Regions from separate parts of the Homo sapiens genome. Here all the other regions are linked to region 2. The links are chromatin contacts, found by Hi-C or POLR2A ChIA-PET in ENCODE. All regions are on one chromosome and are shown on one strand. Each heading gives the region's core, a stretch centred on a gene start or an enhancer-like site at or near the end of the contact. The rest is flanking DNA. Distances are from core to core; before and after follow the strand shown.

Region 1 (2,700 bases), core at 43-2,542, 1.6 Mb before region 2:
TCATCGGATTTCCTGGGGTGGGCTCCGGGAGAAGGCTCGGGGCTGGCGCTCCTGCCTCGGTCCGTCCAGCACCAAGACGCCAGGTTCCCGGCGGCCCTGGCCCTCTGGGGGTACTGATTACAGTGGAAAGATCTCTGCGTCCGCAGAAGGAGAATTTGTGTCAAGGTTCTTGTGCGCCTTTTCTTCTCTGGGGGTTCTGAATGAAAATAAGTCCCAAGGTCATCTTTGTCCCTTAGCTCTTGCCCAGAGCTCTATCTGCGTCTCCAAGCTTCTCCATCATCTCCTTTTGTGTTTCAGGTGATCGCCCACCTTTCTTCCCTTCTAACCCTACTTCCGGATCTTTTTCCCCCTCGTTTCTCCCCGTGTCCCCCATTTTCCACGCTCGAGTCCTTTTTCTCGTGCCAGTTTCCTCCCTCCGTCCGATTTCCTTTCCCACGGGCCCTGGAGTTCCTCGGGCCCAGGCAGGGCTCTGGAACTGGCCTGACATGTTCATAATAAGGATTGTCAGACACGGTACTCAAGTGAACTACCTTGTCTTGAACTTACTAGGACAGAGGATGTGATAAAGGAGGTCCTTCTCTAATCCCAACAGCTCCTCAAAGGCTCGAAGCCAGCCTGAGTGGGCCACTTGAAGAGCCACGGGCTGTGGGAAGATACGGAGAGGCTACTCCGACGTGGGGAGGAGGTAGGTATGACGATGTCCTCTGTGCCTGAAGCCCACTCCGTCCCACTCCCAATACTCCCACCATCTCATCAGTGGGGCATGCTCGCCCTGGTTAATGTCATCTCCCTGAACTGCCAACGAGGCTAGCAGCTTTGCTGCTTAAAACCGGTAACATCAACCAACATATGGAGATGTCATCATGATTAAACGGCAAATTATAGCCGAAGACGGCGCGATAATAATCTAAACAATCACCACAAGAAGAAACGTTCTCTAACGCTCCAGTTGCGGAAGCCTGCGTTTCCAAGACTCGCGGCCCTGCGTTCCCAGGGATATCTCCGTGCTCACGTGAGCGTGGTCCTCGGCTTGGGACAGACAAGGGAGCCCCAGACAGGACGATAAGGTTTGGAGATTCCCAGGGCGATCTGGGACTCCGTGGCGTGGGGGCTTGGAAGCGCGTGGAGGGGCTGAGAGAGGGGAGAGGGCGCCCTTCCTCTAGGGCGGCCCCGTCTGGGAAGCAGTTGGAACAGCAGTAGGAGCCAGGGGTTCCTAGAGAAGAACCCTGTTAGGAGAGCAGACCAGCCCGCGCTCCCAGTCCCCGCCCCCTCGCCCCTTCTGCCCCGCCCTTAGCCTGCCTCTTCCTAGATCTTCCAGGACATTGATTTCCGAGTAGGAAGCCCGCGCTGCTAGGGGAGGGGCGTCCTCTGTGGGTCGTGGGGGGGTTTCCCTTCTCTCCACAGTCGGAGCAGAAGGGCGCCTGCCTTTTATTTTGACAAGCAATGGGCTTAGTTGTGAGCACTTGTTTGCCCCCAATATGTAGAGGAAAAGATACTGATAGGAGGCGGCGTGCTACGATGGCAAAAATGGAGAAGACCCTCCCTCTTTATCCTGGTTCTCCTCCTTGTTAAATAGATTCGTATTTAAGATAGGCACAGACATTCTAATTTGAATTCCAGGGGTTGAACTCCAGTTAGAATCATCCTATTTATACGCAGACCGAAAATAACCATTGAAACGAAACCAACAAAATGCAACTATTTTCCAAAACCCCGAGCGTTTGCTGGTGGGTGACCACCCCGCGCAGGTAGCGCGGATCTGCTTTGGTTTTGACTGAGAACCCGGGTTTTGACTGAGACCTCCGTCGGGAGGAGGGGACTGGGTGGGAGTTAGCGGGCGAAACGATTCCCCGGAGTGGCCCCGAGCGGCGCGTGCGTGAACGCGCGGCCGTAATATATGCTGCCATTAAGAATCCGTGCAGCTTCCAGCGCTCCGGGCGCAGGGACGCATGTGTTGCTGGAATTCAATCCGTGGGGGGAATGCAGATTGGGCTGCGACTCACTGGGTTTGATTTATGAACTGTTACACTAGCAATTGTTTACACATTGCATTTCAGAGCCCGGGCCCACCCTCCCCGCAGCGGGCGGCGGGCTTCGTGCGGGAACCTGCTGCAGCCCCCTTGGTCTCTCTCCATCCTCCTCCCTTCCCCCGTCCCCCCCCCCCGGGGCCCCCGCAGCTTCCTCCCACAGCCACCTTCTCCAAGAAATCAGATTTCGATTTCTCTGAACCCAGAGACCTGCATGCAGTTCTTTCTCCCCCGCCTACTCCAGGCCTGCAGTCCCCGGACCCGGGTCGCCTCTGCCCATTTACTCCGGAATGTTTACTTCTCTTTAAGGCCATGCGGGGCCTATAAATAGGAGAGGTGGAATCAGCCCCACTGCCAGATCAATAGGGCCCGTCTCCTCGCCATTTCAGCTGAGCTGTCTTATTAATTATGAAAGGATTCACCTGATCCCTGCCAGGGAACACAGCCTCTCGGCCCCTCTGCTGGAGCCCTTAATGGCGGTTCCTTCGCAAGCTGCCTCTGGCCACCGCACAGGAAGAGGCGAATCGTGGTTAGGCCGAGCCTGCGAGGATCGTGGTTAGGGCTCCGGCCCGCCTGAGGCGGGGGCAGACGGCCGGCCACTGGCATTGTCTGCCTGTGCGAGCAAGCCCAGTTCCTCTAAATCTCAAACAGAAAGAATCTCTGCTTTGTAATT
Region 2 (2,700 bases), core at 182-2,681:
AAATAATTGTTCACCAAAAAATTCCCCCACAGTTCCTTCACATGGGTAAACAAAGTGCAAAAGGAAACCAAGGTTTGACACTTGGGCTTGAAAAAATTTTAAAAAGTAATATAAAATGGGTTAGATTCTAGGAGTTGAAACCATTTGGGGAAACTACAAGGGCTAATTCCAGGTGTTGGGTAGGAAATGTACAAAGTTAAGCTTGTGTTATCAAAGCAAGAAAGCATTCAAGGACTAATAGGGATACATGAAAGACACAGATGGCTTAATGTGGCTTCCACTGGCCACATTTGGGACAATTTGAGCATCAACAAGAATTATGATGTTAAAGGAGTATATTATATTGAATTAAAAAAAAACCTTAAATCAATAACTTTAAAAACACCTTGATTCCCATAGTGAAGCAAACACTAAAATGGAGGTGTGGAAAGAATGCCAGTTAATAAACATAAAAGGCATGATACTATTGCGGAATCACTTATAACTCCTAATGTAACAACAGATTCAGTGAAGGACTGTATCAAGGAGTTGGGGAACAGGTTATTCTTATGGACTCAAGGTATAATCCACAGATTGCTTACCAATTCCTAAGAGGAAAATGTACTATTAGAATGAAGAGATGTAGCCACCACCTTTACCAAGTGATCAAATTTAGCATTACTAATATAACTGAGTTATGCGTCCCCGTGAGTTGGCAACATCTCTTAGGTAGTATTGCAAAAGTGCTCAAACTGAATCTAATCATGAGGGAAACAAAATCTGACAAATCCAGAATGAGAGAGATTCTACAAGACAACTGGCCTAGGCTCATCACAACATGTAATGATTTAATAATTTAAAAAGGAGGGTGAAGGAGGCTGATCTGGATTAAAAGAGACAATAACTAATTATAGCTTATGAGTTGAAAAAATAAAACTGCTATAGAAATAATTTTGGGGACAATGGGGAAATTTGAATATGAACTGTATAATAAATGATTTTATGGACTTACTAATTTTCTTAGGTTTGATCATGTATTGCGGTTACACAGGAAAATGTTCTTATTCTTAGAACATGCATGCTAACATATTTGGGGGTGAAAAATCTGCAACTTACTTTCAAAGAATTCAGCAAAAATCATTGGGTGGGGCTGTGAATGTGGAGAGAAGAGACGGAGAGAAATCAAACCTGGCAAAATGTTAACAATGAGCTGAAGGACGGCTAAACGAAAGCTCATTGTACTATTTTTAAAACTTTTCTGTAGCTATAAGCCGTTTTTTCTGAGGAAGTCGAGGAGGGCGAATATCTTTCTGGAAAGGCCAGAGCAAATGCACGCAAGAGCTGAGAAAAGATTGGAAAACGCCTCTCAAAATAACAGTCCCGCCCTTCCCGGGACTCTTCCCTATAGGCTGTTCAAGTCACGTGGCGACTGTGGCCCCGCCCACAGCTCCCAGAGGCCTGCGCGTGCGGTCTGCAGTTCGGCCGCTTCCTCTTGGCGGGTGGGCTGCAGCTATGGAGGGCGAGCCTCCACCTGTGGAGGAGCGGCGGCGGCTGCAGGAGGAGCTGAACGAGTTCGTGGAGAGCGGCTGCCGGACGTTGGAGGAGGTGACCGCGTCCCTGGGCTGGGACCTAGATAGTCTGGATCCCGGGGAAGAGGAGGCGGCGGAGGTGAGGAGCGCGGCCGCGGGGCCCTTTCGGGGACTATCGGCCCGGGGTCTTCTCTGGAAGAAGGGAGATCCGCACTGGCAGCCGCGGAGGGAAGGGCGAGGAGTCCTCGTCCGTGTGCAGAGCCGCGATGGGCGCCTGGGACCCGAGGGGCGCCGGGGGCCCTGGAGCAACCCTGACGTCCCTGGGTTCCGGGCTGGGGCGCGCGAGGAACTCCCGAAGGCTCCACATCGACCTCCAGTGCGGCGCTCCTCCCGCGCAACTTCGAGTTTAAAGAAAACCGGGGGCCGGGCGCGGTGGCGCACGCCTGTAATCCTAGCACTTTGAGAGGCCAAGGCGGGAGGATCCCTTGAGCCCAGGAGTTCCAGACTAGCCTGGGCAACATGGTGAAACCTCTTCTCTACCAAAAGTACAAAAATTAGCCGGGTGTGGTGGTGTGAGCCTGTGGCCCCAGCTATTTGGGAGGCTGGGGTGGAAGGATAGCTTGAGCCCAGGAGGTCGAGGCTGCAGTGAGCCGAGATCGCTCCACTGCATTCCAGCCTGGGCGACAGAGCAAGACCCTGTCTCAAAAAACAAACAAACAAAATCCAGGAAGGTGTGTTGAGTGAGGAGGGAATGGCAGATTTGGTATTTATTTAGAAAATAAGTGAACGTGTCTCAGAGCGCTGCAGAGGGATTGGCGGTTTGCATTGTCATCTGTCATACGGATTCCGCAGTTGCACCAGATTCGGTGTCAGGAGAGCTGGGAGTTTGCCAGTTCGCCTTTCTGTGCCTTAAAATTGGACACTTCTGACTGGGACAGCACCAATTCTAGGATTATTAAAGGTTGTCACCAAGAGGTGGTAACTGGCAACTCCTGTGGACATTAGAATTGCTTTTTTAAAAATGTAGGCAAGTGTATTTAGAGTGAACATTCGTGATTTTTGTTTTTTTGTGGGGTATTTTCGGTGGAATGAGAGGAAGGGAAGTGCTCCAATGTGGGGTAATTCATTATCTTTACTATTACTTCTGGGTTTACCATGCTGTGATAATTTCTCCTGGGTTTAAGTTACATGA
Region 3 (2,700 bases), core at 113-2,612, 1.0 Mb before region 2:
GGGATGAGCAGAAAGGTAAAAGGAGACTAGTGCCCCGATGGCATCATGGAGCCACTATACCAATCCTGGGTTTCCTACCTCAAGATGCTGGCTTATGAGAGAAAAATAATCCTCCAATCAGGATAAGCCACCATGCCGGGCTTGTCACTTGTAGCCAATGCTGTTACTGCCTTTGCACCTTTGCTCAAGACATTACCCATCTGAATGGCTCTTTTCTCTCTTCTCAGCTTAACAAATTTGTCTCCCACTACAAAACATGCCTCTCTACTCCCCTAAATCTAGAGTTGACTCTTTTTTTGTACATGACCCCCCTGCAACTAACACTGTAAGATTCTGGTGACAGAGACCAAGGCTCATGCTCTTTAAGCTTCCACACAATCCTTGCTCTTGGTAGAACATGGTTCCCACTGAGTGCTTCCCTGAAAAATGTAATTCCACAATACTTTTGCATTAAAGTTCATGAACTATTTGGTCTGAGCTTCAAACTTATAGTGCACAAATCATGATTCATTCAGCAGAATAACTCCAGACTCCAGCCCACACACGGACGCAGCCGGCTACTCCCATGCTGTTAGAAAACACCAGTTCTGGGGGTTCCTCTCTGTGAGCACTCCTAACTGTTCCTGAGGAAACTTTGAGTGACTCATAGTCTCCCTTCTAACATCGCCACCTCTCTGTGCTCTGGCAGGTCCATCTGGCTTTCTATGGCCAAAATAGCATCCTGGGATGACTGTCCCAGAATGTACCAAAATAGGTAAAGGGAGAATTGTGCCTTCAGAGGCATTTGGATGATTGTCCGAAACAGAAAATAATAAGAGTTCTTTTCTGGGCCAGATCCTTTATTTGCCCTATGTACTAAAGCAGGTTTCCCCCCTCCATCCCATCTGCCCCTTCCTCGGTCCTTTGCAATGCATTATTTCCAACAACAGTAAGCTCTGCCATATGGCCAATAAATATATTGCTCAAGAACGTCAGTGTATTTCATCAGATGTTCTTCTCCAAAGTTAGAAGGATTGCCACAGTGAACTGGGTGAAGTAGATAGCTCTAATCTGCAACAGCACTATTTCATTTATTCTGATTTCTACCATGTTGCCTAACTGTGGAAAATTATCCCAGTACCCCAGGGTCTGTGTGTGCCCAGTCAGACCAGTGCTGCAGCAGTTCACACAGATCCCAGGTGCTGTGGACGAACTAAGCCAAAGAAACCTGCCCTTTGAATCACCCTGGTTGCTCCAGCCTACTACCTCTACATGTGGGCTCAAGTGGGAGCTGCCATGAAAAGGTCTCTCAATTTCTCCTTATCTGGCTCTCCCACAGGTGGCTCTAATTCCAGGAGCCTTGTGGGAAGCTGCAGACCAGCCAGGGAGCCACTAGAGGGCCCCCTACTAACATCTGCCTGAGCCAGGGGGCTCAGTCCCTCATGTTTTCTGGTATATTCCACACAACTTATCAAACTGCTTACTTTCTTCCATAAAGATTTGGAATACAATAACGATGTCACAGATGTCAAGCGAGGAGAAACTGTTTTTCGTTCATTAACTTCTGGAAAGAAAAGAAATTTAACTTTGGCCAGGAGTGCCCGACTGGGATCGGCGGCACGGCCACAGGGGCACCCTGTGGCTAAACCCCTCATGGAAGGCACTGGAAAGATCCTCTACCCCCAAACGCAGGGTTTAGGGCATCGTCTGTCCTTGCAGAAGCAGGAATCTTGTTAGAGTTACCCAAATACAACATTTCAGTAGGAAAGGCTGGGTGTTCTTGCTTTTTAATTAAAAATTTTATTGAGATAATTGTAGATCCACATACGTTTATAACAAAGAAATCAATAGAGAGTGTTACTAATCAATACTTACTTGCTTTACGGATTATTAGTCAATAACCATAAGAAAGAAATCAATAGAGATTGTTACTAATCAATACTTACTTGCTTTATGGATTATTAGTCAATAACCAAGAGTCTCATATGCGCTTTATGCAGCTTCCTCCAAAGTAACATTTTTCAAAACTATGACAACCAAGATACAATCTACTAATCAGATTTAGATTTCCCTAGTTTTACTGTTACTCGTGTGTGTGGGGGGTATGTATAGTTCCATACATTTTTATCATCTGTGGATTCACGCATCTGGCACCAGTCAGGATACTGAACACTTCCACCTCCACAAGGATCCCCGAAGCTGCCCTTTCATAACCACAACCCCTCCCTCCCACGTCTTCACCCTAACCCAAGCCTCTGGCACACACCAATTTCTCCTCCACTTCTAAAATTTCATCATTTCAAAACTATTATAAAAATGGCATAATATAGGCTGTTACTTTTCAGGATTACCTTTTTACTCCCCATAACTCCCTGCAGAGTCATCCAAGTTCGTACAAGTTGATTCATGCATCGATAATTCATTCCTTTGTGCTTGCATGCACTTCAGCGCATTTAACCATTCACCTGTCAAAGTCTATCTGGGCTGATTCAAGATTTGACGGTTAAGCAAAACTGCTATTGAACATTTGGGTGATGTTTTTAGCACTGATGGCGAATGACGTTGAACATGTCCGTATCCTTACTTTCTAAGTGTATTTTCTCTGTGAAATATCTCTTCATGTCTGTGCACATTTTCTAACTAAATTGATGTTTCACTGTTGAGTTTTGTGAGTTCTTTATGTTTGGATACTAACACTTCGTTAGATATGTGGTTTGCAAA

What was found. A loop is a pair of places that touch in the nucleus more often than their neighbours do. ChIA-PET counts read pairs that join two places held with the same protein, here RNA polymerase II (POLR2A). Pooled maps may share reads with other maps.
Region 1: a loop to region 2 is called in a pooled map, with 4 times the contacts of the local background. The contact joins the enhancer-like site here to the promoter of SNRNP48 in region 2. A Hi-C loop is called at or near these places in 1 of 50 pooled maps. POLR2A ChIA-PET finds 5 or more read pairs at or near these places in 2 of 52 experiments (B cell and activated T-cell).
Region 3: a pooled map shows a loop between it and region 2 (2.9-fold over the local background). The contact joins the enhancer-like site here to the promoter of SNRNP48 in region 2. A Hi-C loop is called at or near these places in 1 of 37 single-sample maps with no recorded cell type and 2 of 50 pooled maps. POLR2A ChIA-PET finds 5 or more read pairs at or near these places in 1 of 52 experiments (MCF 10A).

What each region holds. Positions count from the first base shown.
Region 1 is chr6:5,995,081-5,997,780 of GRCh38, forward strand. It overlaps LOC105374898 (a long non-coding RNA gene), which reads left to right. Exons shown (of 2, transcript XR_926413.4): 1 at 1-685. Among named protein-coding and RNA genes, the nearest start is that of NRN1, 10 kb to the right of the region's middle. Within about 2 kb of position 1,293, at least 17 of the 41 ENCODE cell types and tissues checked have a DNase peak (open chromatin) inside an H3K27ac peak, as active enhancers do.
Region 2 is chr6:7,588,767-7,591,466 of GRCh38, forward strand. SNRNP48 (small nuclear ribonucleoprotein U11/U12 subunit 48) reads left to right here and starts at 1,432. Exons shown (of 9, transcript NM_152551.4): 1 at 1,432-1,647. The coding sequence starts at 1,492. RefSeq lists enhancers at 1,189-1,928, 1,507-1,656.
Region 3 is chr6:6,555,765-6,558,464 of GRCh38, forward strand. The region is part of intron 3 of LY86-AS1 (LY86 antisense RNA 1); the gene reads right to left. Among named protein-coding and RNA genes, the nearest start is that of LY86, 32 kb to the right of the region's middle. Within about 2 kb of position 1,363, at least 3 of the 41 ENCODE cell types and tissues checked have a DNase peak (open chromatin) inside an H3K27ac peak, as active enhancers do.